Regions from separate parts of the Homo sapiens genome. Here regions 1, 3 and 4 are each linked to region 2. Evidence: chromatin loops called from intact Hi-C (ENCODE). Cell type or tissue: MCF 10A. All regions are shown on one strand.

Region 1 (8,000 bases), 270 kb before region 2:
TCTGAAAAAATTCCCCAGTGGACTTATTGTCAAATCCAATGTCCTCTTCACAGTTTTCAATTTACTTAATTTATTTGTAGCACTGACAAGCCCTACATTCAATCAGATTCCTTGGCTCCTAAAATTCAATCAGATACAAGGGACAAAAGAAAATGTACCAAATAATAACAAAACTTTAGGTATAATTGAGCTCAGTACTTCACTTTACATATGAGAAAGCTACAACCCCCAAAAAAATAAATCAGTTCTCTCAGGGTCACATCTTGAGTTAATCATGGAGTTATGATTAAAAGTCAGGGCCATCTCTCCAAAGTTTATCAAGACTTTCTTTGAAATAGATCTTTCTATTACTTCTGCCAAATCTGTATCTCAGGCCTTAACTTCGTAGTAGGCAGCTTTATAATGGACCCATTGGTTCATGATTGCATTCTATTCCTCTTCAGACTGAGCAGAACTTACTAATTTCTAACAAGTAGAATATGGCAGATGTGATGGGATTTCACCTCCAAGATTAGATAACAAAAATACTAAGGCTTCCATCTTAGACATCTTCTTTTTTGTATGGTTTACTCTGGGAGAGGCCAGCTGCCATGTCATGATGTATCCCTATAAAGAGGCCTGCATGAATAAGCTTGGAAGTGGATTCTCCACAAATTGTGCCTTCAGATGAGACTGCCGCCCTGGCCAACAGTTTTACTGCAACCTCATAAGAAACACTGAGTCAGAGGCACTAGTTAAGTAACATCCAGATTTGTGACCCATAGAAAATATAAGATCATATTTAAAGTTCTAGTCTTTGAACTTTTCAAGCAGTAATAGATAACATCAAAAATAACATCTCGTCCCAGGAATACTGTAATTGTTTAAACACTTATCAACTCCAAAGTAATTTGTATTGTTCTATCACTTCATTCTTCCCACAGCATCATATGAACCATGTTTTCCTATTAATCAGTGTTCAATAAGCAATGCCTTTAAACACAATAGCAGAGAAAGGATATGTTGAAAGTACTGAATCTAGTACTCAAAGCTAACTAAAATATTCCACTTTGTGTTAATTGGCTTACTGTTTCTTAAATACATTTATTGTATTTAATGTATTGTGTTGTGCATAATACAATAATTGTATTGTAATAAATAATCGTATTATATTATACTGTATTTCTTAAATACATTTCCTTCTACTTCTGTAATCATGACATTTGGAGATTTTAGAAGAGGTATCCAAATCTTACAAAAAAAATGTTTACAATTAAGAAAAACTCTGTTCAATAATACCTTAATCGACCATTTCTGTGATTACAAGAAATCCCTGTAACCTAAATGCTTTTTTGTCAGTTAAATACTGCACTGTTGTCAGAAACTGAGAAAATAGAAATGGTCTCTAAAGGGTATGGCACTCCAGATCATTTTAAGATAATCAACTTTCAGATCTTAAAATTCAATGTAGTCCCTTTTTTAAAATGAATTTGCCTCAGAAGACACTTAAAAGATCAAGAATCACTTCTGTAGCCTTTTTCAAAATCACAGCTTTTTCCATTTTATAATAGAAATTCCTCTCAGCTATCTAGAATGTCACTATGATATACTGCCTACAAGAATGAAAAAACAAACAAATTGGTATTTAAACTATTTATTTATCTGTATACTATTAACATCACTTCCATCTATGTAACTGAAAATTTTATTACCAATATTTTCTATTTTATAATAATACTTATCAAAAAATAAATGCATTTTATGTAATTTTGATCAATTGGATACTACTATTACATGTAAAGATAAGTCAATATAGAGGAGGCTTTTAAAAAAACACTTAAAGCTTTATAGTTCCATGGAAAATATAGACTGTTGAATATTCACATGCTAAAAAGAAGCTTGAGAGAGTAAACAAGTAAATACTTGCAAGCACAGAAGCATATTACTATAAGATACAATTTTGTGAAATAATTCCAAAGGAATAATGAATTCAAGCAGTAAAAAGGACAAAGTAAAATATCAGCCTGTTAAAAAGACATTGTTCAGGGATGTTTTTAGTTGAATAATGGTAAATATCTAATATATACTGTATTTAAGTCCTACTGAATCAATTTAAAAAAGTGACTGTCAATGTTTCCAGTGTTCTAAAATATATTCTTTGCAACTTTAAAAATTTGTAATGAAAATGTTTTCAATGTTAATCTAAAACATTAAAGAGGTACATCATGAATTTAAAAATTCCTTCGGGTGGTAAATGAAAAAAATCTTTCAAAACCACTGTTTTATTATTTTTTTAAATCTTTGTAGGAATTATCATCCTCCCTTATCAACTTCATTTTAAATGTCATTAAAATGAACCATATTACATGAATGTCTTCTTAATTGTACCATAGCACAGAACCTTGCTCATAGTTGCTAAACCAGCATTTCTTTAATTTGGTAAATTCCCCAAAGAGGAATACTACCTTTTAATATAGAAAGTTAAATTATTTCCTGCAGCATATATTTATATTCGAAGTCATAATTCAAAATTTTAAAACAAGGAGTACTTATCTATAAAGAAGCAAATAAATATGCAGTCATTATAGGAACTCAGATTTCAGGAAAGCACATGGATTATTTTCATTGATTTAAGAATTTAATCATGTTACTCAGTATTACTAACAACAAAAAAGGCAGTGTCTATCTGTTACTGGTAGGAAAACCAATGCTGAGAGAAATAGTTGACCCTCCTGCAGACAATTAGGCTACTACTAGATCCTGTAGCAGCTAAATACAAAATATTACCTGGAATGAGTCAAGGCATTTAAAAGAATGAATGCCCTTCCCTAGATGCTAGTATTCTGACTGATTTCTGGAATGCTCAGCATGGACTTGAGAAACATGTAAAGGTTTTGGAATTTTATCCATTGTATTATGACTTAAAAAAATTATTTATGTAGTAATGCAAATTATGTTAATGTTTACTCTTTCATACTCCCATTAGGAGTATGATTTATAATACGTGGATAATTTTAAAAAGTTACAAGGGATATGCTGAATTTAAATTAGCCCACCTTATTCAGTGTGTAAAATCTATAATGATAAATAAAGCATCCGGCTGATAGAAAGCATAAGTAATAATACTTCAGAGTGCTGGGGGTTTGTTTTTTTTTGTTTTGTTTTTAAAACAAACTAAATATAATAAAATTAATTATTATTGTCATGACATAAACATATTGTCTTCTTTGACTTCATATGCGTATAGAGTTTCAGACCTTGGAATTATCTTTGACTTCTCAAGTAAATCATCCTATGCCCTAAATGAATTTCTATACTACTTGTTCCCTTGGCACTTGTATTTTGTGCAACATTCTTACGCTGTAAACTATAAATGACCTTGAAAATAGGGAACATTTAGACCTTAAAAGATTCATATGGCCAAATTTATTTATTCTCTTTATCTATCCTAATATTTTACAACAAAGAATAAAATGCTGTTAGGATAGTGTAAAAGCAAATTTTAATGTAAAACAAGACTTGAAATGCCTAAGAGAGCACAGGCCCCTACTGGAAACACAGACTTGAATCATACACACAAAAACACACCTACCCACACACAAACTAAAACTGACCAATGCTTCTAAGGAGAACTACATGGGTCATGAGAGCTTATTAACAAAAGTCTTTACTTAGTCAGAAATGGCTTCCCGGTACTGAATACTTACTATGTGCTTGTCCTTGCTCAAAACACTTGGCAAAGGTTAATTCATTTAATACTCATAATAATTCTTTAGGGAACACACTGTTATTATCAGTTGACTTTACAGGTGAGGAAACTGGGCACAAAACAATTAATTTCCTAACAATACATCACTGTCATAAAATCACCTAAAGGCAAAAGAGCAATCCACACCAGGCAGGCTGGCTCCAGAGCCCTTACCTTAAACTAGAAGGTAATACTGCCCTTCTAAGATCTGAGGACTGAGTAGGAGTCAATTAAGTATATGGGTAGTGGGCTTCCCAATAGGAACATAGAAAATTCTAATATTCTAATGGTTCCTGGAGCTGGGAAAGAGTCATATGACTAAACCCAGACAAGTAGAGCGTACAGTCTAGAGCTCTGAGTCCGGCTCAAGGTACACACACAAAATAAGAAGAGTTTCATTATAACTTTGTATATATACTTTATTAACCTATTTTAATTTTATCTTTCATTTTCCCTGTTACTTGAGAAATGGGGAGATCTGTCAATAGAAGGGAGTGGTTATATCGATAAAACTAAAGCAGACAAACTAGACGTCTCTTTTTCCCTTGGTTGAGTCTGTGGTGTAGACTCTGATAAACAACATTCACTCTCTTTATGCCAGCCACTGGAACAGAGCCTTTTTTATTAAGTCCATTAAACAAGAAACCATGGTGTCTCACAATTGTTAATAATTATCTTAGTCCTATTTTCCAGCCTCTATGGCAAGACTCTCAGTTCTGTCTCTCCACTATTTGTAACATACACATTCATAAGATGCTATTATTTTGGACAAAGGGAAAGAATTTTTAACTCGTTTGAGGTTAAGGCTTTGATAAAGTGAAATCTTATCTAAACTCTAATCATCCTGTATATTACACACTATTTAGGACACTCAGAAAAAGACTTTTAGAGAAAAATGGTTCCTTTCAGGCTGATATGACAAAAGCAGATCTGTTGGAAAAAAGAGATCCTTCTCTAGCCATCAAGTACCGGATTTCCAGCTGCACCTCACACTGAGTCACCAAACCCACAAAGTCAGGAAAAAAGCTGAAGCTGAGCTACCTGGTATTTATAAGCCTAGTAGTAAAGCATAGTCATGGTTTTACAAAAAGTTGCCGCATTATTGCTTAAGAGACTGTGGCAGCTATACGGGTAGAAGCTGAGGAAATCAGATGGAAGAAATTATGCCAGTGGCAACCGTATTCCAACAATGGGGTTTTTACATTGCTTTTATTTCCTTTTATGTTTAATTCCTTTGCAGCCACCTGTTGCAATACAGACTGCAATGATTTAAAGAGCTGTGGGCCTAAAGCGATTTTTACAACAATGAAGTCTACAGGGGAAAGCCTGTTAGAGAATGGTTATTTATTGCTACCCTAGCACACAAATAAAAGAAAGCAACATGTGTATAAATTTGTCAGAACATCAGTTTATATAGGTTAAATTACTTAATGCCAAATTATTGTATGTTATACATACATAGGACCATTAAGATGTGAATTCTTAAAAAGCAATATTTTATAAGGATAGTAACAGATGTTTGAAGAAAAGAACAAGTAATATGATGTAGTTAGGCATTTTGCATCAATATTTAATTTCTTAAATTAAGGATAATTATTTCATCTGTACTACTGAAAATTAATCAAACTTTACAAACAGGATAATAAGGTATCATATAATTATGAGGTGATTTACCTATATTCACACAAACTTTGATAAGAAAACCAGAGATCATATCCACTTCAGAGTGTTTCTACTTTAAATGAGAATGCTTTTCATGGACACAGTTTTTAAAGTTATTATTTTTCATCTATATCTGTCTCAGTCTTCACTTATTTCTCTCCCTCCCTCCCTTCATCTCTCTCTCTCTCTCTCACACACACACACACCCACATCTGAAATGCAATCAGACTTCTCATTAACTTGTTCTTTTATTCAACATTCAACATATATTTCTAGAGTATCAGACCCTATATTAAGCATTGAAACTTTAAATTTATGATTTATAGTACCATAAAATTAATTCCAAGAATAGAACGTGAATGTCAAGTGGAACGGTAATATTATCACGTGCTTTAAGGAAGCTCAACAAGCTTTGACATTGATGTTCAAAAGAGATTGAAACAAAACATATCTAAAATAAAATGCATGCCTTAACATTTTAATGTTTACACTTCTCTTATGAACATTAAAAACATTGGTATTATAATTAGTTGTTTACATAATTGTTCTTTCTGCTTGATTCTGAACTCCTTCAGCTTGCGTCCTATTATTTTCAGCCTCCACAAGACCTAAGTCAGAGCTTGGTGTCACAAGTACTTATCACATATTGATGAATAAATCAATTCATACATAGTTACTTTTAATAGCTACTTTAAAAATGTGTAGTTTCCATGTTTTGTGCATTTGGCTAAATACTTGTAGCATATTTTTTTCATTAAATCTTAACAATAGTTTTATAATTTAGGTATCAGCATCCACATTTCATTAATGTGGCCACTCAAGATAAAAAAAAAATTCTAGGAGCTTGTCTAAAATAACCAAAGCTGACCTTCAAGCTGCAGTTTGTTTGATTTTTAATCCCATTTTATTAATTGATATACAATAGAATTTTCCAAAGTATTATTGGTTTAATCAGCACAGAAAGATGGTGTTCATTCATTCAACAAATATTTATTGAGTGCCTACTTTGCACCATACATGGTACGTCTTAAAACAGAGCAGGAACAAAACAGGAAAAATCTCTGACCTCATACAACTTACAATCTCCTGACGATATTTAATTTTCCAAATAGTACCAGGTCCACTCTTTGGCAATATAATGGCGTGAATAAGGAAATGTAAAATACATTCATGCATAATCTGATTTATGCATCCTCCTGCTCTAGCAAACCAGACAAAGTATAATTTCTACAATGGAATTATAGAATGAACATTTTATTCTTGGTACCTATATTAAATACTAATAATACAAAATGTTTAGGGCTTTTGAAAAGCTATCTTTTCATATAGCAAAAGCGTATGCTGAGTTAATATACATTTTGCAGTCATTTTAGAGACGACAATTTTTCTAAAATTTGTATTCTGATATTATTGGGGATAATCTAGAAATTAGATTGAAAGGAAACAGGTAGTGGAAATTATTTTAAATGTTACTATCAACTTTAAAATACTCTCAAGTTTTCACATTAAAAGTGAGTTGGATTGTTTGTTTATTTATTTATTTTATTTATTTATTATTTTTGAGATGGAGTCTTGCTCTGTCGCCCAGAGCTGGAGTGCAATGGCACTCTGGGCTCACTGCAACATCCGCCTCCCGAGTTCAAGTGATTCTCCTGTCTCAGCCTCCTGAGTAGCTGGGATTACAAGTACATGCTGCCACGTCTAGCTAATGTTTTGTATTCGAGTACAGAGGGTGTTTCACGGAGTTGTCCAAGCTGGTCTCGAACACCTGAGTTCAGGCAATCCACCCGCATAGGCCTCCCCAAGTCCTCGGGTTACAGGCGTGAGACACTGCGCCCAGCCATGAGTTGGATTATTTTTATTTTGTTATGATTATATAACGAAAATATATATTCCATATAAGATATATATATATATATATATTTATATATAATTTTAAAATCCAGAGTCAGTCCAAGTATCCAAGATAAACTATGTTGGTTTGTCCATGTTGGACAAACTTATCAACAGAAAAATTAATTTTAGACAAAATTCTTATCATTTAGCAGTCAGAAATATACACATTCTAGTAATTATTGCATATTTTCTTTTAACATTTAATTTAAAAAATAGAAGACATAGGTAGAAAGTATATTTTTTTCTTTTGGTAAAATACAATATAAATTCATTTTGATTATTAATAGAATGAGGACCAATATGGCTTTGCAATTGTATCTCAATTATATTTAGACATAATTCTGTGTATTGTGTTGGAGTTGAGTAACTCAGAGCTGAGTAACTAGAATGAAGCAATTTCTAAGAACTATACGAACTATTTTTAAAACTTCTCACAAATATTTCATGAAAGCCTACCCATCTTCTTTTGGACATGCTATACTAACTTTAATATGGCAAAATATTTAATAATAAATGAAATGGTATTTAAAGTTTGGGCATATTCTTGTATTTGTATACTTTCTTACGTCTATGCTTATAAACTAAATGTACCTAAAGATATTTTAATTGATATACAAAATACTTTAAACTGCTGCATTAACTAGGCTTTTTCATCAACTATGTGGGTCTTCTGAAATAGTCACAATATTTTAAATTCACTTAAATTTATTTTCCC
Region 2 (8,000 bases):
CTTGGTCTGTGGACCAGGCTGGAGTGCAGTGACACGATCTTGGCTCACTGCAACCTCTACCTCCTGGGTTCCAGCGATTCTCCTGCTTCAAGCCTCCCGAATAGCTGGGACTACAGGCATGTACCACCATGCCCGGCTAATTTTTGTATTTTTAGTAGAGACAGGGTTTCACCATGTTGGTCAGGTTGGTCTCAAACTCCTTACTTCAAGTGATCTGCCCATCTCAGCCTCCCAAAGTGCTAGGATTAGAGGTGTAAGCCACTGCACTCAGCCTCTAAAATGACTTTTGATTATGATATCTGTAACTGTCACCATTCAAGTATTGATAAACTGGGAAAATTCTAAAACTTGAGAATACATAAGAACATATGACATATGCCATCAGAGCAATGATGCCATCACATATCATATACCTTCTGGAAAACTCCACTGAACACGTGTTAAAGAATATGAGTGAAAGGCAAATAATGTCTTAGCATTATTATAAAAAGGTTTTCTTTTCACATTTCCTCTGAAAGGGTGTCAGAGATCCCCAGGGTTCCCCAGAGGACACTTTGAAAACACTGATAAAACAGCATTGTTTGCTTTACAAAGTAACTGACATGGAAGTTTTGCCAGGCAGAAACATTCAGTTGGATGATTTATTTTTCCATCCCAAAAATAGTTTTCAAAATAAGTAGGATTACCATCCACAATATTCCATTTAAATTCTTGAATAATATGGACCAAATTTTCACTTCTTTTAACACCTATTTGTAATCACTTTTATGAAGACATTCATTAAAATTGAAACTAAGTTCCTGTTTTAAGTGTCAATAAGACATAAGGAAGACATGATTTATCAAGGTCTATAGAACCTATTATGAGCAAATATAGAAACGCTCCCCTTTTATCCACCCCTCAAAATAAATAAAGAAGTTCAATTAATTTCAAGTAGGACAGCTATTTTCTCTTTTACATTTTGTGCTTATGAATCCATAAGCACATGTCACAATTCTAAGAAAAAAGTTACACTTGGTTTCTTATGCAGCAGTAGAATTAATTTTATTGGACCATGCTGACACTCAGATCAGAGTAATGACATTCAAGATTTGGGGAAAAACTTGCACACCTTAGATGCATAAATGCTATTTACAAGCATGCTCACGCTACATTCTCACAATGTATTACAATGAATGAAAAATCTGGATTTTTCTCTCCATTGATCAACAACTCCCTAGCCTTCACCCTACCCTACCCGACAAAACACAGAAAGATAACCAAGGAAAAATGTCAGGAGGACCTTACTCATACTTGCAAGTTTTACTTTTTATTTAATTATAAAATTGGTTATTCTATGAAGAAATGCATTCGCATGAAATAAGAAGACATAAATATAATAATCTAAGTGTAAATATGTCCTGTGGGCAAACAAATAATAAATTACAATACAGCTGTATTCTTTAGGGTTCCTCCCAAAGTGAGCAAATGCATATTTTGAATATAATGCAAATCTAGGAAAGAGAAGGCAAAATAGCCATTTGCAAAACTTAAGGACAGATCATCCTTTTTAAATTCCAACTACTCTAGCCATTCACACCATGCTAAATTAAGGCTGCACAGCATTTCTTAAAATCACTGTTTGATCCTAAATATGAAAATCGCAATCAGTTTTCCTTGCTGATTTCTGGGCCAAAACTCCCCACTTCTAACAGTAACTGTCACTTCTACTTGGCAGTCCTTTTCAAAGAGAGTTTCAACCAACACTTAAAGTGGTCCAAATCCAATCTGAAAAACAATTCAGTTTTGCATCATATTATTTGACTAACTTCAATCCTCATGACTTTATAGTCTTTTTAATCTACTATTTATGATTTCCTTGGCTATAGCTCACAAAGGAATCAATGGTAAATCAAATCCATAAAAAAAATCTGCCTTTCCTAATTAGTAGAAACAATGCCAGCCACAGTAGCTGCAGCCAGTAAGTGCCATACTTGCTATTATTCCCTGTGGAAAAGAGTATTTAAATCTGCAAAATGTTAAGAAGATCATGATTAAGAAAATCATTTCTGAAAGACTTTCCATTCATATTTTTGAGGAGCACTCTCAGTCTGAAGGATAATCACACCAAGCAACCAAAAATGAGACATCAAAAGCATTTACCCATCAGGCAAATCACATACTGGCTTATCACTCTTCAGGCCGGGGATGCCTGATGCAGCCTAACATCTCTATCTAAAAAAAAAAATTAATAGTTCATATAAAACTTTGAGTTAATCATTCCTCCTACCCTGATTTTGTAGAAATAGTCTAGTCAACCATATACACAAATAGATCAGGTTACTGAATACTTAGTGATAAGGAAGAGCTATGGAATGGCATTCAAATACTCTGACACATTCACCTTCAGCTAAAGACAGCACAATACACTGACACACACAGTTCTAATGACATCAGGACCTGTGGAATGTATGACTGCTAGGGAACACATGCTGCTAGGAAACAAAGAACAGATCTGATCAAATCTTATAATGTAAGGACTGGGAATCATTGTGATTAGATCTTGGAAAATGGGAGGACAAGTATTCTTTAATCCTCAGAAATATTTGCAAGTATAAAGACTTTAATACGTATCATCTAGAAATGAAACAAATACGTGAAGCTAGATTCTCATGAATTAAATCAAAATTTTCTAAGTTTTCTATTAGGGTGATGGCCATTAGCAATATCTCTCATAAAAATATAACTTAAAGTCAGGCATCAGTGATTCAGTGTCTTTTGCAATCTATGCTTTTTCAAGAGGTCAAGGTCTTTAAAAAATAATGAAGATATCCAGAAATTATTGTACCTAAAAATAAAGTACACTGTTCCATTAACAGCCCTATACTTTTTAAAACAAAATAGAGCACAAGTATTTGCAACAAACACCAAAGCAGTCAGAGCTAATCTAGACCTAAGGAATTTAATACATTTTAATTATTGAAAGTAAAAAGCAGTTTCACTTGCAAAAGTAACACTTTATAAACTGTGTTTATCTATGTACAGTCTTTACCCTTGCTTTGGTTACAAAAAAAAAAAGATTGGGTGAAACAAAGCTGAGAGATAATTCAACACACAAATATCCTCTTAACTCCTATACAAATTATCTGGTATCCTATTTTGGTGATTATAAAAGAGCTGAGAATTCTATCCTATTTGTAATCCACATGCAGATAAATTGGGCGCCAGAAGTCCAGATCATTTAGAATCATTACAGATGGAAAAATATACAAAAGAAATCTTACCAAACTCTGTTTATTCTCATAGGGAAATATAGGAAAGTCTCCAAATGAAAAAGTGCTAAAGAAGTGTTTCTTTGCAGATTCTACGATGACATTCTTTAACTAGTGATGAAAGCCCATATGACACTAAAATTAGCAGACTGCCTATTTACTTCAGAGCAAAACACAGAAGGCAATTTTTCCTTCCTGCCAGAGTCTATGCGTCTCCTCATTTCCCCAGCAGCTGGCTGGAAGGATGTAAAATCAGAGGTGCAAGAAGCCTTATACTTCCTAATGAGTAATACAACCAGGAAAGTAAACACAACAGACGACAGCAGGTTAGACTCTAAAGGAGACTGTGGCAGGAGTGCTTACACCGTTGTTTACAATGTGCTCTAACTACCGCAGGCAGGGATCACACGCAGACACAGGGAGGAGACACCCTGGAGGTGGCTCGCAAGCCTCGAGTTCTCCCAACTGCTATGATATCTCTGGCCATAAATAAAAGCAGCGCATGTTTCTATCAGAGGTAGGAAAGTGGCCAGAGAATTCCAGGGACCAGGAGTTACGCTGGCTGGACTCGATTACTTCAACCTGCTGGAGAGATGACTACCCTATGAGGTTCTCATCAGGGCCATTCTGGGGTGCATCGAGCGCTGCACCAGCGACTCTCACGCGCCGCACGCATGTCGCCGAGCTGCGCCTCTCCAGGGGAAGGGGACACGGCAAGGTTTCCTCGCCACCCTGCGGGGGCCCCCGTGGCCTCCTCAAACCAGATTTTCCAGTTAAGAGGATCCCAGGCGATTTCAATAAGCAAGCTCAGCTCCAGCAGCATCAGCTCCGGCATCCCCGCAAATATCTCTCTGCCGTCCCTGGGGCGCAAAAATGCGCACACACTCAAACGCTGACTCCGCCGCCAAGTAAGGCTGGTAGAGGAGGTCGCCCCCACCCCTACACACCACACACACACGCACAGACACACACACACCCACCTATAGTGCTGGGGGCCTGGCACCCTAAGCTTCTGAGCTCCGACGTGGGACCGGAGGCTGGGTCGCGGCAGCTCAGACGCTGCGCTGCAGCCTGGAGCCTTCCCTTCTCCTCAGAGAAGCGCCGAGGTGCCTTCTCTCCTACCTGTAACCCGCCAACCGCGACCACCAATGCTCTGCCCACCCCGCCCCGGCGCCGCGGCCGCCCGGATTCGTGCAACACCGCCGCCCCCCGCCCAGTGCCCACTACCAGCACAGCGCAGCCCGGGCCACCCACGAAAGTGGCAGCTTTCTCCAGCCAAAACCGCCTAACAAAGCCTGGGCACGCAGGTCTAAACCAAACTGCCGTGAAGGAGACACAACAGGCAGGGCGCGGGGAGGCAGCGCGACTCCAAGACTCAGGGGCGCGACCTGGGCAAAAGGGGCCAGGGATGCTCCAGGCAAGCGTTGAGGGAGAATCGCGCCGGGCTCGGCACCCTGCATTTTCCATCTTCCCAGAGCCCAGCTTCTCACCCAGACCCTGTCCGTCCTCCAGCCCGCTCCCGCCTCCAGCGGCACCAGTTCCAGCCTGACGGAGAAAAGTCGCCCTCCTGTCCGCTTTCTGCCCCCACCAGGGGATGCCACTGGGGTGAGAGGAGAGGGAAAATTAACGGGGTGGGAACTGTTCCTATTCCCCAGCGTGTGCAGCTGCGAATGCGCCCAGTCTCTTATCCCCCTCACTCCCCTCGGCCGGTCAAATCGCCCAATGGCTGGAAAAAACTCCAACCCGCGCCAGACCCGAGCGCCCACCAGCCAGGAGGTTCCCTTCCCGCCCCGCACCACGACCGGATGAGTGTGTGTGTGTGTGAGGGCGAGTGTGTGAGTGGAAGGGCGAGTGTGCATGCACCCCGCACCCCCTCTTGTTGCCCGCCCGGTGGATGCCGCCGCCTGCGCCCGGCCAGGGCGACCCCTATTATGAAGAGTGCGAAGAATAAATTACCTTTCGTAAACGCCGGTCCCTGAGATCGTCCCATCAGTTGCTCAACAACCTGAAGGCGGGTGCAGTTTCCACAATCCAGCCATTGAGCCCGGGGCAAAAGACCGGCCGGCCCCTGTGCAGACACCCCCAACCACACGCGGCAAATAACGAGAATCGAAGCGCAGAGAAAGCAGCAGGAGGGTGGAGACCCCAGTCAAGGAAACAACAACAAAAAGTCTCTCTTCCCTTTCTTCCGCTACACAGCCACGGAGAAAGGGGAAGGAAAAAGAGAGCCAAATGTTCGCCTTCCTTTACGTTCCTCGCTTCACACACCCCAAGGGGGCAAAAGGGGAGCGAAAAGAAAAGAGGGTTCAAATGTCTCTCCCAGTCCACAGTTGCACAACTTCGGAGTCAGGCTCTGTCTCCAGCAGCAGCCGAGGGACCCAGCGGCAGCTATTAACATGCGGCAGTCATAGCTGGGGCTGCTTCTCCTTCTCTTGCTGCTGCTGCTGCCGCCGCCGCTTAAGAAAAGACGCTGCCGAAGAGACCAAAAATCTTCCACCATCCCCCCAGCCGATCTTTATATCCAGTTCTCCCACCCCACCCCCCTTCTCTTTCTTTTTCTTCTTCCACGTCCTCCCCTTTCCGCCTCGGAGCGGGAGCGATGGAATAGGTAGGGGGAGCCGCGAGGGCCAGGGGTGGCTTCTCCGCCAAACCGTCCTCCTCTTCGTCCTCCCGAGGCTCTCTCCCAGCCGAGGGTCCCCTCTCAAGCCCGCAACCTCCGCGGACAGCCGGAGCGAGAGCCACACAAACTCCTTCCCCGGTGCACGGAGGGGGCGCGCAGACAGAGCGGGCGCCCGGCCGCCGAGGGCTGCGTCCCGGGGGCCGGCGAACCCCGAGCCCGTGGGGTGGATGATTAGCTCGCCGGCCGGGCCGGGCAGCTGCGGGCATGTGGGAGCTTCATCGCGCGGCCCCGGGCTCTGCGCCGCCGCCGCTGTCTCTTCGGTTCTTTCTCTTCTTCGACTCCCCAAGAGCGAGCGAGGCACTGGCGCTCTCCAGACACGCACACTCACACACGCGCACACACGAGCGAGCTCCTGCCAAAGCAAACCGTGCAACCCGCGCGCGCGCACACCCGTAGGAAGAGGACCAAGGCAAAAAGAGAAGAAAGAAAGGGGAGGGGGCGAGTCACAGGCGGCGGTGGCGGCGGCAGCAGCTGCCGGAGCGGAGGCAACGAGCAGTCCGAGAAAAACCAGCAGCAGCGGCGGCGGCGGCGGCGGCGGCGCCCACCCCGACCAGCTGCAGCATCTGCATCCCCGCTCCTGGGAACTGGAGCGAGCGGTGCCGGGCCAGCAGGCGAGGGGGGCGACGCGCAGACAGCGGGTCAGAGCGCGGGCGCGCGGGGACCGTGCAGCCTGCGCGCGGGGTAGGCGCAGCCGGGGCCGGAGCGGAGGCCAGAATGAGCAGCGGTCGGGCGGGCCAGCGGCAAGAGCTCCGAGAGCCGGGGAGGGGGCTCGCGCCAGGGAAAGGGGTGGCCGGCAAAACCCGGATATGGAGTGCTCGTGGGCTCCGCGGCGCGGGCTCCACCTAGCAGTTCGGCAAACGCTTGGAGGTGGGAACGGGAGGGCTGCTACTAGAGGCTTCCCTTTCAGGGTTTGTCAGACAAAGGGTACCTCTCCAGTGGCTTCGAGGCCCGCCTCGGCGCTCGCTCTCCCTCTCTCTCTCTCTCTCTCATTCTTTCTCTCTCTCTCTCTTCCACTTCCTCCTCTGTCCCTCCCTCCCTCTCTCCCCCTCCCACTCTCCATCACCTCCCTCCCCCCTTTCTCCTCTTGTCTTCCTCTCCCACTCCACCCTAGGTGAGTAAACGACATCAGCTTGAAAGTCCTGCCAGTGTCTCATTTTTTCAGGTGCGGATTATTCCGTATTTTCATTATGCAAGTACCGAGTCTGAAAATGTTTCCTGCCTTTGGTCAATTTTATGTTCCTTCAAACTTAACTCGACCTGCAAGTTCATTGCACGGTTTAAAGTATCCCTGTCTGATGAACAATCGTGGAGATTCAATTATCTTATTTCACATCATCAATGGAAATTACCATAATGGATACAGAAAGGTGCGGATTCCAAAACCATGCCTTCTGACAGAGGAAAAGTCTGGTCAAGTTAAATGAGTGGCCTTGGTCAATTGCTGAACCTTTTGGTGCCTTCTTTGTAAAGGAGACTGTTGATTACATAATTTGTAAGGTCTTTTCCTGCTCTAAAATGTCGTGATTTCAAATGGCTAAGATGTTATTTTCTATACCAGTACACTCAAATCATTAAGATTTATCATATTCATTCAACAAGCACATTACATCCCTAGCTAAATTTCCCAAATTGTATTTCAATGTATACATTTAGAATGACCTAACGACTTCTAGGAGCTCTTTAAGAGGTAACATCAATCCTAGCATATCTGAAGAACCTGAAACCTCATTAGAATTAAAAACATACCCAACACAAAGTGACAGTTAAAATGTCATTCATTCTTTAAAGCTCAACTCCAATCCAACGTTCTCCAAGAAGCCTCTTCTCACCAAGACTCCTTCCCCAAAAATCACTCCTTTCATGATACCCTGTAACATTTTGATGACATCTCCTCTAACACCTATTTTATTCTGCCTTTTTCCTTGTTCCTTTTTAATCATTAATGGTTTGTCCATTTGCTTCTTCAGATTACAGTTTTTCTTGAATGCAAATGGCTAGTTTTAATCATCTGTATAAGGAAAGATTATATCTACAGTCCTTTGCGCATAGTTAGTCCTTTAAAAAAATTG
Region 3 (8,000 bases), 400 kb after region 2:
TTATTTCACAGTCTGAAGAGCACTTTATAAAGAGTGACCCCACTTTTGCTAAGAACTTAGGAAAGACCTAGAGTGTGCATAAATAATGTTAGCTATGACTGTTAATGAGAGGTAGCAGCATATTGTAGTTAAAAGACTGGACTCTGGAAAAAAGACGGCCTGGATTTGAATCTTGGCACAACTACTTACTTCCTGTCATTTTGGACAGTTAATTTAAGTTTTCTGGGACTCGATTTCCTCATCTGTGGCAAAAAAAAGTCAATAATAATGACAACTGTATCATGGAGTTGTCCAGAGAATTAAATGACCTAATACATATAAAATGCTTAGGACTATGCTGAGGCAATGTAAGTGTTTAATAAAAAATGTTTTCTCAATTTGCTGTTGCTTTTGTCAGAGGTAGCCTAAAATCATGTCCAATGACCTGGAATCCCTTTGTCTGTATTTCATGGCTTTGATTTTTCAGAGGTTGGCAAGAAATATTGAACTGTGGTGAGTACTCCATCTGAATAACAGTAGTGAAAAAGAGCTGGTGTTAAAAGCATTGCTGCTACTACAGATCAAATATGGCTCTGTAACAAAACTTAGAAGAGGCGTCCTATTGGGGAATCTGCAGTATGTGTGTGATGATACTAGTGAAGGCTTGGCAGTGTATATGCAAAGTCCAAATTGAAGAAATGAAATCTTGAATAAAATAAAATGCCTTTCCTCTGGGGATCTAAGGATACTCACAACTTTAAACAACTCATTATAGAAAGAAATAAATGGAAATTTTGCCATGCAAACCATTTCTGCTATTTTTCCTTTAGTGCTCACACTTGGAAATTTTGCTAGTCTAAATGTGTATAATGTATCACATTCATTCATCATGCTCCCATTTTGGCAAATGAAAGCCATGAGGATTTAATTAAGGTTTTCTGAATATGTTGTGGGAGGCCTTTTTCCACTTCTGCCAGTGTTTCCTCCAGCTCCTGGCAATTCTTAGTGATATTTGTGCCTGGAACAGGGCAGATGAACCTTGGTAAGAATTAGAGCATCTCACTGGGAATCTTACTTTGGTGTTACTCAATTCCACGGGTGCTCTTATTCTTTAGTTTCAAGAATTTGGTCTGGGAATTGCTGGTTCTCTTTGGCAGTTCACAGGTTATGATTTGTAATGCAGGTCTGGGAAAATAGTCATGCATCTGCTGAAAGGTAGGAATTGAGCCAGGGTAACTGCTTGAAAGCAGTTGACTTTTTGACAATAGAGGCTGGTTGTCTTTGCTTCCACATATGCAACTCTGTGAACAAAGACAGAGAGGGGACTGATGAATAGTGTATGGCTTTTTATTTACCATAAAGAGACTGTGTATTTTACTGGCATCTCCAAAAATCTAGCTGTTTTACCCTGTGGATGTATGCATGGAAGTGGGGATAAAGCTGAGCAAATGAACAGCAATGAGGAAAAAAAAATTCCAGCATCTTTCAGAGTTGGCTAAAGTAAATGATCTGTCCTCTGTATGACACAGAACAAAAAGAAAATGGATTCAGATGAGGAAGAAAGCCAATGTCATATAAATCTACAAGACCAAAACTGAAGGTATGATCTTTTATCATGTTGCTGTAATATTTAAAAAGCCGTATACATCAGAGAAGTGCAATTGGCAGGATTTTACCTGGAGCAAAGTTTTTACATTATGTTGCAATCAAATTGCATGTTTTAATTGAATTCAGACTTTAATACTTAATGTATACAGATTTATGCTCCTAAATGAAAATTCCAGGATCATTTTTTGATTGTTTTACTATGTGAATTACTGTTAGTTTAGTTAGCTAATGATAAGGAATAGATTTGCTTCAGCCTAAAAACATAATTTAAATATTAAATCTTTAAAATTTTGATGTTGGGAATAGACATGGATTTTCCGGGCCAAGTGTGGTGGCTCATGCATGTAATTTTAGCACTTTGGGAGGCCAAGGGGGGAGGATCACTTGAGGCTGGGAGATCAAGACCAGCCTGGGCAACATAGTAAGACCTCATCTCTATAAAAAATGTAAAAATTAGCTACTCTGTAGTCCCAGTTACTTGGAGGCTGAGGCAGGAGGATTGCTTGAGCCCAGGAGCTCAAGGTTGCAGTGAGCTATGATTGTGCCACTGTAATCAATGTCAATGATCATCATAGAAATGCAAATGAAAATTACAATGAGTTATTGTCTTTCTCAGTTAGAATGGCTATTATAAAAAGTCAAAAAATAACAGGCATTAGTGAGGGTGTGGGAAAACGGGGAATGCTTATACACTGTTGGTTGAAATGTAGATTGGTACAACCCTTATAGAAAACAATATGTAGATGTCTCAAATAACTAAAAATAGAACGACCATTTGATCCAGCAATCCTACCATTGGGTCTCTACCTGATAGTTTATCACAACATTGTTCACAGCAGAAAGATATGGAATCAACCTAAGTGTCCATCAGTGGGTGACTGGATAAAGAAAATGTGGTATACATACACAATGGAATATTATTTAGCCATAACAAAGAATGAAATCATGTCTTTTGCAGCAACATTAATAGAACTGGAGGTCATTATCTTAATAAGTCATACACAGAAAGACAAATGTCACATGTTCTCAAAAGTGAGTTAAAAAATGTACATACGACTGGGCGCAGTGGCTCATGCCTGTAATCCCACCGCTTTGGGAGGTCAAGGCAGGCAGATCACTTGAGTCCAGGAGTTTGAGACCAGCCTAGCCAACATGTTGAGACAAGTCTCTACTAAAAATACAAAAATTAGCTGGGTGTGGAGGTGCGTGCCTATAATCCTAGCTAGTTAAGAGGCTGAGGCAGGAGAATTGCTTGAACCTAGGAGGCTGAGGTTGCAATGAGCCAGGATCGTACCACTGCACTCCAGCCTGGATGACAGAGGGAGAACTTGTCTCACACACACACATGCACAAAAATGCATACATAAGGACATAGAGTGTGTAATGATAGAGAGTGGAGACTTAGAAGGATGAGGAGTTGGGAGAAGAGGGAATGATGAAAAATTACTTAATGAGTACAGTGTATTTTATTCAGGTGATGGATGCCCTAAACCCACTGACTTGACCATTATGCAATCTATGCATGTAACAAAATTGCACTTGCACCCCATAAATTTGTATGAATTTGAAAAAACTCAAAATAAAAATATTTATTCAGATCCTAAGTATCAGGCACTTCACTGGCTCTAGAATTTCTGCTGATAAGGTTTGATTCCTGGCCTGGAGAATATCTCAAAGTTATGAAAAACCAATACTAAACAAGTAATCATGATGAAACAGAATTATGCAGTCTCTGATGAGAGGCACCAGACAGGGATGTACAAGCTGTCAGATGATTGGGGTTCAACTTCAACTTTCAATGCTTACAGATACATTGATCTTTGGTTAGTTATTCACCTTTCTGAGCCTCAATTTCCCATCTCTCAAATGGAGACAGAATTAGAATCTACCTCATGATGGTGTTGAGAATTTGAACTACATCAATCCCTGTGAGATGTGTAACAGTACCCGGCACATATTATGATTGGCTTTGATACCAATCACAGAAATTGTAAACATATTACATTTAGCTTTCCTGTAGTAGCCTGTGTTAGTCTCTTTTTCATAGTGCTATAAAGAACTACCTGAGACTGGGTAATTTATGAAGGAAAGAGTTTTAACTGACTCACAGTTCTGCAGGCTTAACAAAAAGCATAACTGAGAGGCCTCAGGAAACTTACAATCATGGTGGAAGGCAAAGGAGAAGCAAGCATCTTATTTACATGGTGGCAGGAGAGAGAGGACAAAGGGGCAAGCTACAAAATAATCTCCTTTGACTCCGTATCTCACATCCAGGGCATAATGATGCAAGGGTATGCCTCTTGTGGGGCATACAATCTTAAGCAACTCTACCCTTGCCCACTATCTGCTAAAGCACCTGTCATTGTCTGCATCCCAGCAATCAGGAAAAGGAACAATAAAAAAGAAGGGTCTAAGGCACTCTCTAGATATCTGGAAACCTGCCTCAAAACAATTCTTACTTTTTTTTTTTGCTGATAACTGAGGCACAAGGCTGCAATGAGCTCGGAGAGCAGTTGGGGAGTATGGTTTTTGAAGCATCCACATGTCTAGCTAAGAGTGGGAGTCTAATATTAAGAAGGCAGAAGAAAAGGAATATTGGAAAGTACACATTCACAATCGGGCAGTTTGAATAGAGCTAAAGCAGAGAGTCCATGGACGTCAAAGTTGACTGCCACCTACTGGTTAGATGACTTTGGGCAAAATGCTTCATTTCTCTATGCCTTAATTTACTGATCAGGATCAGAGACATGTCTCAGGAACAAGTGAGTGCAATCAGCACTAAAAATAGTGTTGTGCATGTGGAAAGTGCTCATTTCAATAAATGGAATGCCACTGAAGAAAACTGAGTGGGAAAAGGCTGTCACGTGACTAAAGTGTTAAAATGATGACTGTAGCTAATATCGAGCAAAGATAAGAAGGAAGAGAAGCTTCAATGTAGAGAAAGAGTTAGAAGACTTTCATAGTGGTGCCAGTGGAATTGGGAGAAGGAGTTGTCTTTAGGGTATATTTTGACAGTGAACAAATAAAATTTATGGATATAGGCTGGGGAAAAAAGAGTAAAGACAACTTAAAAAAGTTTGGCCTATGGTTGTCTTATACACATTTTTTTTTTTCACTATGCTGTGATTTTTTTCACAAAAATCATCACCTTATCTCACTGGCACTATCCACCACAGTGTCTGGCACATGATAAGTGCTATGCAAATGGTCTAGTCGATTCAGTAAGAGAATTAGCTACCCTTAACTATTTTTGGGTTCTTGGTTTTCTCATTCGTTCTTAGACACATATCTATTGATAAAATAATTATAAAGTTATAATAATATAAATATAGTGGAAGTGTCCTAATTTATGTGTAAAATAAATTTTGTCATTTAAGTGAGATGAATTCTGTAACTCCTTTTAAAAGTTTAAAACCACTGCTATAGTTTCTGCTTCTCTACCATGCTTTACCTACAAAGACATTAAAGATATATAATATTGCGGTTAATTTTAGAGACAGCATGGTGGAATAGAAAGAATAGAACTTTATAAGCAGTCTGAGTTAAATTCAGTACCAGCGCAAATATTTAGGTTCTCTGAGTTTTTTTATTATTTGAGTCCTTCTAAAAAGATTTCCAATTCAGATCCCTGCATAGCGTATTTTCTGAGGTCTTGTTTGTCTGGAATTGTTGTTATTATTATTATGCCATCTATTTAAGTTATAATTAAGCTGGCTATCAAATTATTGGCTCAATATTATTTTCCTTTAATATTTTGGAAATAGTATACTGTCTTTGTGTAACCAGTGACATCTGACATTATTTGATTCTTATACTTTTACAGGTGATCTGCTCTGTCTGCAGGCTATATATTTTCTTCTACTTTTGTTTTTTCACATTTCACCATATTTGTTCTCTTTGTCAATGTATGGATTGCTTATATTTGGGATATTTTATCTTTCATCTGTGTGTTTTTATGTTTTTATCTTCTGGCACCCCTATTATCTGAGTGGCTTATCCATCTATCTCCGTAGATCCTCTAGCCCTTCCTGCCTCCTTCATACATCTGATTACTTGTTCTTCAGCGGATTCCATCTTACTATTTATAGAATAGATTGTTTTGTTTGTTTCATGTCATTTTTGTTCTTTTCTGTTTCATTACTGTAATTTTCTGATTTGATTATTCTCATATCTTCTCTTATCCCCTAAGTATAAATGATACATTATAATTTTAAATAATAATGATATATTATTATTATTTTGAATTATATGTGAATTTGTTTCAGTAACTCTGCATTGAATGACGGTTTTTCCAGGAATATATTTTATATTTAAGGTATGTAACTCCTGTGTCCAGTGACTTTTACCAGTGACTTCATATTCCCCTAGGAAGAAGTTTTAGCTATACTCTTGATCGTGTATTGGGAAGGGCTCAAGCTGAGCATTACTCTATGTTGGTCTGATGAGGATTAGGGAAAAGTGAACACTGAATGCCAGCGTAGAGGACCCTATGACCACAACATGCCAAAGAACATCTTAGGTAGACTTGTCCTTATAAACCCTTAGAAAGATGCAGCTTTCGGGGAGCCAGGGTCTCCATTCTGTAATCCAACCTTCCTGGTTATTTGTAGGAGGAGCAGTGGAGGAAGGAATTCTCATGGTTTTCTGGTCCATCCCATTCTGCTTCCCTTGTGAACTTCAGTTCCTAGGTCTGTATGCCCACTGCTGCTGTTTGCTCTGGTGAAGGAACCCAGTATGATTTTCTGAGGCTCTGCTGGAGAGAGGCAAGAAGAGATTGTAAACTATGTTTGCAGTCTCTTCCTGCCACCCATGACTGTCCTCACACCTGGGTTGGAGGGGTACACTGGCCCTCATTCTTTCTGCATCCAGACACCACTTCAAGAAAATGCTCTGTTTCTCCAAAGGGCTTGTAATTTCTATTGTTGCTGCTTTTGTTGACATTAACTTTTGTTAATTATTGGAATCCAAGTTCCTTTCTGGTTTCTATAACTTCTCTAGGTTAATTTCATAAGAGAAAGCAAGGTGTTCATCTCAGTTTATTGTCTTGTATGCTCTGCCACTCTTTAGTATATAACAATATGAAGACCTTAAACATCTTCAGGAAATACATTCTAAATTGAACATGTCTAACAATATAATCTTTCCTTTTTACATATTTAAGCTCTGGTATTATTTTTAAATTGTAAAGTTTTATATTTCTTTTAAGTTTTGTTTAATCACTCACCACTTAATGAAACTTGACATTCCTCTCATTCTTTTTCTAATCGGCGGACAAGAGAAGTATGTAATATTTGCTTGTAAAATCATTTGTCCTTATGCACCTTAGAAATTGACTAACTTTTCTAAGATATGAGTTCAATTTCCATTTTCATACTTATGAGATAATAAAACTGTAAGCCTGAAGTGTGATGCCCTATAGTTAGATATTATTTGTCTTTATTGCCATGGCCTTGTGAAAACAAATACTTCACCACAAATAAAGTAAATAAAATAGGTTTGGCTTTTGAAATACTGCAAATAAAGTTAGAGAAACTGACAGCTCTCTTCTCTTCTAAATATTATGAAAACAATTGCTGTGAAAATAAATTGTTATTTTTTCCATTTACCCATTTTTTCATTCGTATGTTTGTTGAAATGGGTTTTTGTTTGACTATGAAATGGTATGTATATTTCAGTGACCCAAAACACAATATAGGACACCAGGTATTTAAGGAATCATTGAACAGGTTTTTTATTTTTGGGGACTTCAGAAGTTCAAAGCCAATGATAATCACAATATACTTATTAATATGCTTCTTAGATTAAGCTAATGGACATGATTCATTGGAATTTAAAGATGCAAATTAATTAATAATGGGAATTTCTTAATGATTAAGACACATCATGGACTCTATTAGAAAGACAGGTTGAGGGAGGGAAAACAACTATATGTCAGCATTCTAGGCTAGCTCCTCTCTCTACTGTATAATTTGGAAGTTAACCTGGTGTATTCTGCACTTGTTTAAAACACATTTATTGAATGTTTTACAATTATGTGTTTTCCCTGTTTGCTTGGGTAGGTGACCTTTGGTTCAGCTTCTGTGTATGTACACAATTTAATTGAAGCCTTTAAAGAGTTTAAGGAAATGGAATTAGTTTTCAAGATGTTGTCTCTCAGAGAAATCTAGCCAGGAGAAATGAAGGTTCTGGGGTTAAATAGCTGCCTGTGTAATGGTAGGACTATATCATTTATTTTTCTCTACTTCATTTTCTCTCCCTTTCTTTTCTCTTTTGCCATATATTGTATTTTCTCTCTTCGGTAAGTATGTATTGTGATTCAACTAGGAACTAGGACTAACAGAATCAATTAGACAGGATGTTTATGACCTTAAACAAGTTAGTTTCAAATGATATGTGTGCTAAAGCAAATAGAT
Region 4 (8,000 bases), 300 kb before region 2:
CTGGAGTAACTGATCCTTACAAATTGTATGCTTGTATCAAATATTATATGTACCCCATAAATGTGCACTATTAAATATCCATAATGATTAAAAATTATTTTTTTAAAAAAATTCTGAATGAATGAACTACTTTGAGGAATCAAATACATGAGTAAAAGGGGGCTGGGTACAGTGCTTCACACCCGTAATCCCAGTGCTCTGGGAGGTCAAGGCAGGAGGATTGCTGGAGGTCTAGAGTTTGAGACCAGCCTGGGCAACAGAGCAAGACTCCATCTTTATGAAAAAATTTTAAAAATTAGCCAGGTGTGGTGGCGCATGCCTGTGGTCCTAGCCACTTGGGAGGCTGAGGTGGGAGGACTGCTTGAGCCCAGGAGGTTGAGGTTACAGTGGGCTCTGATTATGCCACTGCACTACAGCCTGGGTGACAGAGTGAAACCCTGTCTTACAAAAAGGGGGTTGGAGAATTTGAAGTGATGAGGGTAGACAAATGGTGCATGATTCAACATAAAATAGATGAGAATTTAAGTGGGTAACTCCAGGCAAATAGCCTTCCAGAAAATCTGAAACATTCCCAAAACAAAAAAATGAAAAATGGTTGAAGTGACGAATATCCTAAGTACTCCAATTTGATCATTATAGACTGTATGCATGTATCAAAATGCTGTATAAGTACCCCCATAAACATGTACAAATATTATGTATTCATAAAAAATATTTTACTAATAACAATATTTGAAATTTTTACTTAAAATTGAAATTTTAAAAATAAAAAATTTAAAAGCTATTCTTAGAAAATATAGTCTAAAAATCTCTTAAAACTAAATGTCTTCTAATGATATCTTACCGTCTTTTCAAAAAATATATTTTTATGAAGAATGCTTATAATTTGACAATATAAAGAAAAATGACCCATTTATAAATAACCCAATTACACTGAGGATTAAAGTAAATAGTAATCCAAAGAATAAGAAAACAATGACTTTATATTGTATATTCAAATATTTTTAAATTTGTTCAACATTAAGTATAAAACAACAACCCTACAGAAGTCAGAGTCCACCACAGACAAAGAAATATAAAAAATAGGATAAATTACAAGCACCTCAAATAGTCACAATACACAAAATTTCAATATAGAAAAATGCTATTTTACTCCAAATATGTACACATCACTCATAGATTATTACTACAATTAAATTCATACGTAACACCTTTTGCAAGTACAAAAGCAAAAAAAAAAATTATTTTCCAATTGCCAACCTGCATACTGAGTATTTGGGGAAGTTTCTAAACAAATTCTTACACATAAAGTAAAGCTATCAGCCATGCATGTTTGTAGCTTACATTGTGGTATTAGCGACTGAGCAGTTAGCTTACAAAATACCTATTTTAAATCTCAGTACCCACTGGCTAATGTGGATGGCGTTGGATGTGTTAGCAGTAACCTCATATATCATTACCATGACACAGATTTTTCTGTATAATGTATTTGACTATAAACATAGTTATATTACTGCAGATATTACAAATTACCTAGGTTGGCAAGCGTTATAAACATTTCAAGGATGATTAATTTCTAAAAATAACCAAGTTAAGCAGAGCTTAGAAGTCAACCTGACTCTTTCACCACTAATAAAACACATCTTCATAGAAAGAATTATATGATAAAATGCCATGTAGTTAAGTGTAATTTTGTACTTTTTCAAGTTTCATATCTTTGAAGTTACAAAATATATGACTATTATCTTAAATCATTGACATTAGTATTTTAATTGTAAACAGAGATTAACAATAAAGTGAAAATTATATAAAAACAAATATGCATCTGATCATTCTTTTGTCCCTACTAAGAACTGTTTATTATAAGTAATTTGTTGCACATGATAAAATGCAGGCTAACCAGTAAAGTCCCTGAATATATAAATACAGATGCAACTTTAACAATAGAATTGCAGAAAAAAAAAAAAAAACATGTATAAGCTGGTTCTACAAGCATTTTTTTTACGTTGCAGTTTTCTTTTTCTGTGAAGACGCTATAAAACATACCGCTCGCCGTTATTCCTAGTTTAAGTGCCAGTGATCCTGCTTTGTACCTCTTCAACTATGATTCAGTTTTTACAAGTGAGGTTCAATTAAGCTGAGATGTAGTTGAAATATTTGAGCACCAGAATCACCTTCTGAACTCCCAATCATCTGGGGCTTAGGTGTAGTTACCTCCCAGGAACAGATCTCCCAGCCCAAGGTCCCACATTGGACCTTGATGTTTCTTTACTGCCTATCAAAATGAGCCCCAGGTACCTACGTTATTACTGGGTTTTGCTCTCCAATTTCCTTATTTTCCCTTGCTCCCAACCACATCAACAGAACAACAACAAAAAGAATCCTTTATCTTCATGCAACACTACAGTAGTACAGAGCAAAGAACTGGCCATCTGCTTCAGCTGCTCCTCTTTACTTCTGCCAGGTCTCATTGCATTATAGATAAGGATATTATGGCTCTACAGGAAGGGGACACAGTCATGGAAAACAGAAAAAGAGAAATACAGAAGTACACAGAGACACAGAATATGGACAGATAAACATAGAAGCAGGGACATTTCCTAATTTAAAAAATTGTACATATTTATGTGATATTGATGTACTTGTTTTGTTTTTCTATACAAAACATGGACCAGACTATTTAGAGCAAGTGGGGATTATTCAACTAACCTAAACATTATCAGAATTAATTCTTTAGCTTAGTCTCTGATTTTGTTCATGTAGAGATTATGCAAAAGTATAACACTAACAATTATATATAACCAATTAAAATAGTAGTTTAAACATTCCTACATAGTGAGAATAATTTTATTTAGATATTAGTAATATTGACAATAATTTTGTTTAGATGCTAGTATTTAGAAATGTTTGGCAAAACATAGATACTGAGGTTTGAGTAGAAAAAGATTTCTTTCCATTCTCAGGGTTAGAATAACAGTAATTACTTATTTTCCTTACCTAGTGCTCAGGGGTTTACCACTATTTCAAGGTAAGAAAGGAGCAGGGGAAAAAAATGAAAGGTTTATCAAATGCCAAAGCACCATGTTAGAAGTTATACATCCTTGCATTCATTTCTTAAAATAGCTCTGCAAGGAATAAATGTTCATTTTTACAGATAAAAATTATATTAAGCTACACATTTTTAGGTTACTGTAAGCTCAATGAGGGAAGAAATACAAGTCTGTTGTTCACTGTCCTGTCTTTAGTACATCTAGCAGTTTTCTGGCTTGTAGTGGGTAAATTAATGATATTTATTAACCAGTTGACAGATAAACAGGATTACAGAGCCAGTAGGTGGCAGAGCTGGAATTTCATCTCTGGTCTGTCAGGCTTCAGAACCACAGTCTGTCTGTCCCAAGAACATGGAAGAGGCAGATGGTCAATGTTTCTGCCTCACCTGCTCCCAAGTGACTAGGAGAGTTGAGATGAGATTCTATGTAAAGAGGAATGGCCTTGATAGGAATTGGATATCTACTGCCAGCAAGAGCAGAGCTCAAAAGCCAAGTCCTTGATTTTAAATTCCCTCTGTGTCCCTTAGTAGCTGTGTGATCTCAATTTACTTTACCACTGTGTACCTCAATGTCTTTACCTGTAAAGATAGTGATTATGATAATAACAAATAATGAAAAATAAACCCATGCAATTATAGTGAATATTAAGTGAACTAAAACATCTAAAGTTTATGGCTATAAAATCAGTAGTCATCATCATTATTTTCTCTGAGGAAAGGGATAGCAATTCAGATCATTACCCAGAAGAATTAATTCCCAATGGTCAAGAGGGCAAAAATTCTGGACATCTCAATAACAGTAGCAAGGAGACGTCAGCAGAGGACATGTTGGAACCAAAAGTACTTCTATAACTGTGACATACATTTTAACCCAGTCATCTAAGGTTTCAAGTTATGCAGTATTCTCTTAAGCCAGGATTGATAGGGACTCTAAAAATTCCTATCCTATTATATTTCAGCACTTGATCAAAGGTACATTTTTCTATTTATGAGCAAGTTAGGTTCCAAAAGGCTGCTTATAAAGCCCTTCATTCACAAGTCAGAAGTGGTATCACAAAGGCAAAAGAAAAAGCCTTCTTAAAGAAGGAAGACAAAACCAACTTGTATTTTCTCAGGTACAAAGTTTTAAAATAAAGGATAAAGTTTATAAGTAAAAAGCTTCTATATTGTTTTGTCCTCTATGGTTCAAAACTCAAGATAATATTGAATAGTCCACATAAAATGGAAATGATTATTTTATTTTTTTAACCCAGAGTATTTTACCTACCAGGTTAGTCTTTTATGTGTCCTATTATTATACTAGGGATTGATTTAATACTTCTAAGAATTACTTGGAGATATTCTCTCTCTCTCTCTCTCTCTCTCTCTCTCTCTCTGTTTCTGTGTGTGTATGTGTGTGTGTGTGTGTGTGTGTGTGTCTGTGTGTGTGTGATTTCAATGCAGACTATCAGTTCCCAAACCAAGACCCAAGACCCATGGCTCAGCCACATTTAGGGGTCCACTGAAATACATAGTATGTGTCAGTTTTAGGGACCAGGAATTTTAGTTCTGAAAAAGGAATCTTTCTTACAATGTCTGTTTCTGCTATTTTTAACCTAATTTTCTCTAACAAAGGTAATTTTAGATTGATCTTTTGAATACGAATTGTGTGTGTGTAAATATATATGTAGGTATTTTTCTTTTTTTCCTTAGTATCAACATTAAATATATCAGCTTTTATGGCTAGCTAATTCCTGGTTGTTATAATTTACTGGAACAAAAATTAACTAGAGGGATAGATTATATGATGAAGGAAATTCACATGTTCAAGCACTTAATATTTTCTATGCACTGTACTACATTATTTACATATGCTATTTATTTTATTCTCAAAATAACATTATAAGGGAGGAATTTTTATCACATAAAAAATCTAATTTAAGTCATCTTTACATATATGGATAATTAGAAAAGCATTGTCTCAAGTAACATAATTATTTTTATTTTCCCACATCACAAAATGTTATATGTGCCCATGCAGAGAATGTGAATGTATAAGTATATGAATTAAGAAAAGATTTTGAAATTTTAAACAAATTTGCTTAAAACAAGATGGTTGAGATTGTTGAATAAGTAGGATACTCCCCTTTTACAAACATCTCTACCTTATAATATAGTGAATTGTTAGAACTAAATATGTTGCATCCAGGGAACTTTAGAGGAAAACGTCAAAGGAAGTTATTTTACCCAGTATTTAGAATGACAGCAAAATGCAATGCATGTTAAAACTTAAGAACACAGGCCAGATTCAGAATTGCATCACTGACGAACTACAATGGGTTTCTGTAATCAATTAAAAACCAAAAGTGAGCTAAAGAGGCTAAAAATTCATTTCAGCTGCTTGCTACACTATAATATTCTGAGACCTAAGCAGTGGCAAATACAGCTGTGTCCTTTTTTCTTTGCTATAATTATCATCAACATATGAGAGAGTGACTATATTACAACATTTTCATCTTAGTGAAAAAAATCAATGATAATTAGCCAAAAACATTAAATTGTGTAAGAGGAACATACATATAGACTTTAATTTACCAGGTTTGAGAGAGATTCAGTGAATATTACTCTAAGTTGTACAGAATATAAATGTCTCGCTTATATATTAAATAATGTGATATATTTTATAAAATTTGCAAAGGTACATCCTTTCTAAACTATCATATTTCTGCTATAAATACAAAGATGTCTAAATGAACAACATTAAGTATACATGTCTATTAAGTATATTAGCATGTTTCCATAATCACACCTTTCTTTAAAAAGTGAAAACACACATTAATATTATTTTGTTATTGTGTATGTTTTCATTTTTTTTTTGAGACAGAGTCTCGTTCTGTCACCCAGGCTGGAATGCAGTGGCACGATCTTGGGTCACTGTAAGCTTTGCCTCCCGGGTTTACGCCATTCTCCTGCCTCAGCCTCCCGAGTAGCTGGGACTACAGGCATCCACCACCTGCCCAGCTAATTTCTTTGTATTTTTAGTAGAGACGGGGTTTCACGGTGTTAGCCAGGATGGTCTCGATCTCTTGACCTTGTGATCTGCCCAACTCGGCCTCCTAAAGTGCTGGGGTTACAGGTGTGAACCATGGTGCCCAGCCGTTCTTTTGATTTTTTATTTGTTTGTGTTTTTGCATTTCAAGGTATAGTACCAAAACAATTTCCCTTTATTGGGAGGTTATAGTTTGTGTTCTGTATATTAAAGATTGTGCAGAGTAGTAAATACTCAGAGAAAAAATAATTACTTGGTTTTGGAAAGCAGATACTTTTGAATAAGTGGGATTTTACTTTTGGAGTTTTCTTTCAAATGCCCAAATTTACTACATTAAAAATGTTTTTTTAAGTATGAAACTATGCAAGCCAAAAAATTCACAATAAATGAGATAATTAATATTTCAGCTGATTTTCCAAAAGTGTAGTAAAGACTAAAAATAAAATGCAAGAGCTCTTTTTAAAAAGCCTTTTGGTTTTAAATACATTTCAATAGGCACTTTAAGAAATGCAACTGGAAACTCATAACTATTTCAGCTTAAAATACACATTATGGGCTGGGCGCGGTGGCTCACGCCTGTAATCCCAGCACTTTGGGAGGCCAAGGAGGGCGGGTCACGAGGTCAGGAAATCGAGACCATCCTGGCTAACACTGTGAAACCCCGTCTCTACTAAAAATACAAAAAAAAAAAAAAATTAGCCAGGCGTGGTGGTGGGCGCCTGTAGTCCCAGCTACTCAGGAGGCTGAGGCAGGAGAATGGCGTGAACCCAGGAGACAGAGGTTGCAGTAAGCCGAGATCGTGCCACCGCACTCGAGCCTGGGTGACAGTGCGAGGCTCTGACTGAAAAAAAAAAAAAAAAAAGAAAAGAAAAGGAAATACACATTATGTTCTTTTATTTTAACTTACTCATACTAACATATGATAAGGAAAAACTACAAAGCAGTCTCAGAGAAAAGATCCCAAGGAAGTGTCCAGTATGAATAAGTGAGACAACATTAAGCATTACACAAAAATCTGAAAAATCTTACCATGAATTATTGGAGCTAAGAGCATCATGAAAATTAGTAGCTGCGATGGCCACATGGCTGTCTACTCAGGTATGGAGTATTCCTCAAGAATGACTGTTCAAATGTGAAACAAAATACGTATATTTCTAGTTTCTCTTCTGTATTCCAAGACTGATGATTTTTCTTCAAATTAAAAAGAAAAAGAATAATTTCTCCAAAACAGAAACACCAATATCCCAAATCTGAAACCTGCAAAAAAGAAAAAAAAAAGGGTTATTGTATAAAATAAGTAAGTAATCCAAAGACATTATTTATACAATACATATATTGCCATCATGTTAATATCCTGGCCTCAGATCTTAATGAAATAAACAATTCAGTCTCTACTGAGCAAATTAACTGAAATATACTGATTTTTTTTTTTTTTTTAAGATGGAGTCTCGCTCTGTCGCCCCGGCTGGAGTGCAGTGGCGCGATCTCGGCTCACTGCAAGCTCCGCCTCCCGGGTTCACGCCATTCTCCTTCCTCAGCCTCCTGAGTAGCTGGGACTACAAGCGCCCACCACCAGGCCAGGCTAAATTTTTGTATTTTTAGTAGAGATGGGGTTTCACCGTGTTAGCCAGGATGGTCTCGATCTCCTGACCTCGTGATCCGCCATCCTGGGCCTCCCAAAGTGCAGGGATTACAGGCGTGAGCCACCACGCCCGGCCTTTTCTTTCTTTTTTTTGAAATGGAATTTCGCTGTTTTTGCCCAGGCTGGAGTGCAATGGCACGATCTCGGCTCACTGCAACCTCTGCCTCCCGGGTTCACGCGATTCTCCTGCCTCAGCCTCCCGGGTAGCTTCACCCCAGCTAATTTTGTATTTTTAGCAGAGAGGGGGTTTCTCCATGTTGGTCAGGCTGGTCTTGAACTCC

The links. Peaks named below come from ENCODE experiments on the same cell type or tissue, not always from the same donor. Only the 100,000 strongest peaks of a DNase experiment are listed, where the experiment ranks them.
Region 1: a loop joins it to region 2, with 4 times the contacts of the local background. A loop is called at or near these places in 2 of 110 quality-filtered maps.
Region 3: it touches region 2 in a loop (5-fold over the local background); 2 of 110 quality-filtered maps call a loop at or near these places.
Region 4: it touches region 2 in a loop (13-fold over the local background); 4 of 110 quality-filtered maps call a loop at or near these places.

Annotation. Positions count from the first base shown.
Region 1 is chr4:61,465,071-61,473,070 of GRCh38, reverse strand. The region is part of intron 2 of ADGRL3 (adhesion G protein-coupled receptor L3); the gene reads right to left. Among named protein-coding and RNA genes, the nearest start is that of ADGRL3, 270 kb to the right of the region's middle. In MCF 10A, no CTCF peak of the experiment used is centred here; a DNase peak (open chromatin) is centred at 4,790.
Region 2 is chr4:61,198,973-61,206,972 of GRCh38, reverse strand. ADGRL3 (adhesion G protein-coupled receptor L3) reads right to left here and starts at 6,647. Exons shown (of 27, transcript NM_001387552.1): 1 at 5,208-6,647. LOC124900173 reads right to left here and starts at 7,886. Exons shown (of 3, transcript XM_047416555.1): 1 at 7,799-7,886; 2 at 5,208-6,831. The coding sequence starts at 7,886. The coding sequence ends at 5,657. RefSeq lists an enhancer at 3,929-4,501. In MCF 10A, a CTCF peak has its summit at 4,910; a DNase peak (open chromatin) is centred at 5,622.
Region 3 is chr4:60,802,153-60,810,152 of GRCh38, reverse strand. No RefSeq gene overlaps it. Among named protein-coding and RNA genes, the nearest start is that of LINC02496, 56 kb to the right of the region's middle. In MCF 10A, a CTCF peak has its summit at 4,270 (motif pointing left); no DNase peak of the experiment used is centred here.
Region 4 is chr4:61,496,455-61,504,454 of GRCh38, reverse strand. It overlaps ADGRL3 (adhesion G protein-coupled receptor L3), which reads right to left. Exons shown (of 27, transcript NM_001387552.1): 3 at 7,107-7,334. The coding sequence starts at 7,161. Among named protein-coding and RNA genes, the nearest start is that of ADGRL3, 300 kb to the right of the region's middle. In MCF 10A, a CTCF peak has its summit at 3,348 (motif pointing right); no DNase peak of the experiment used is centred here.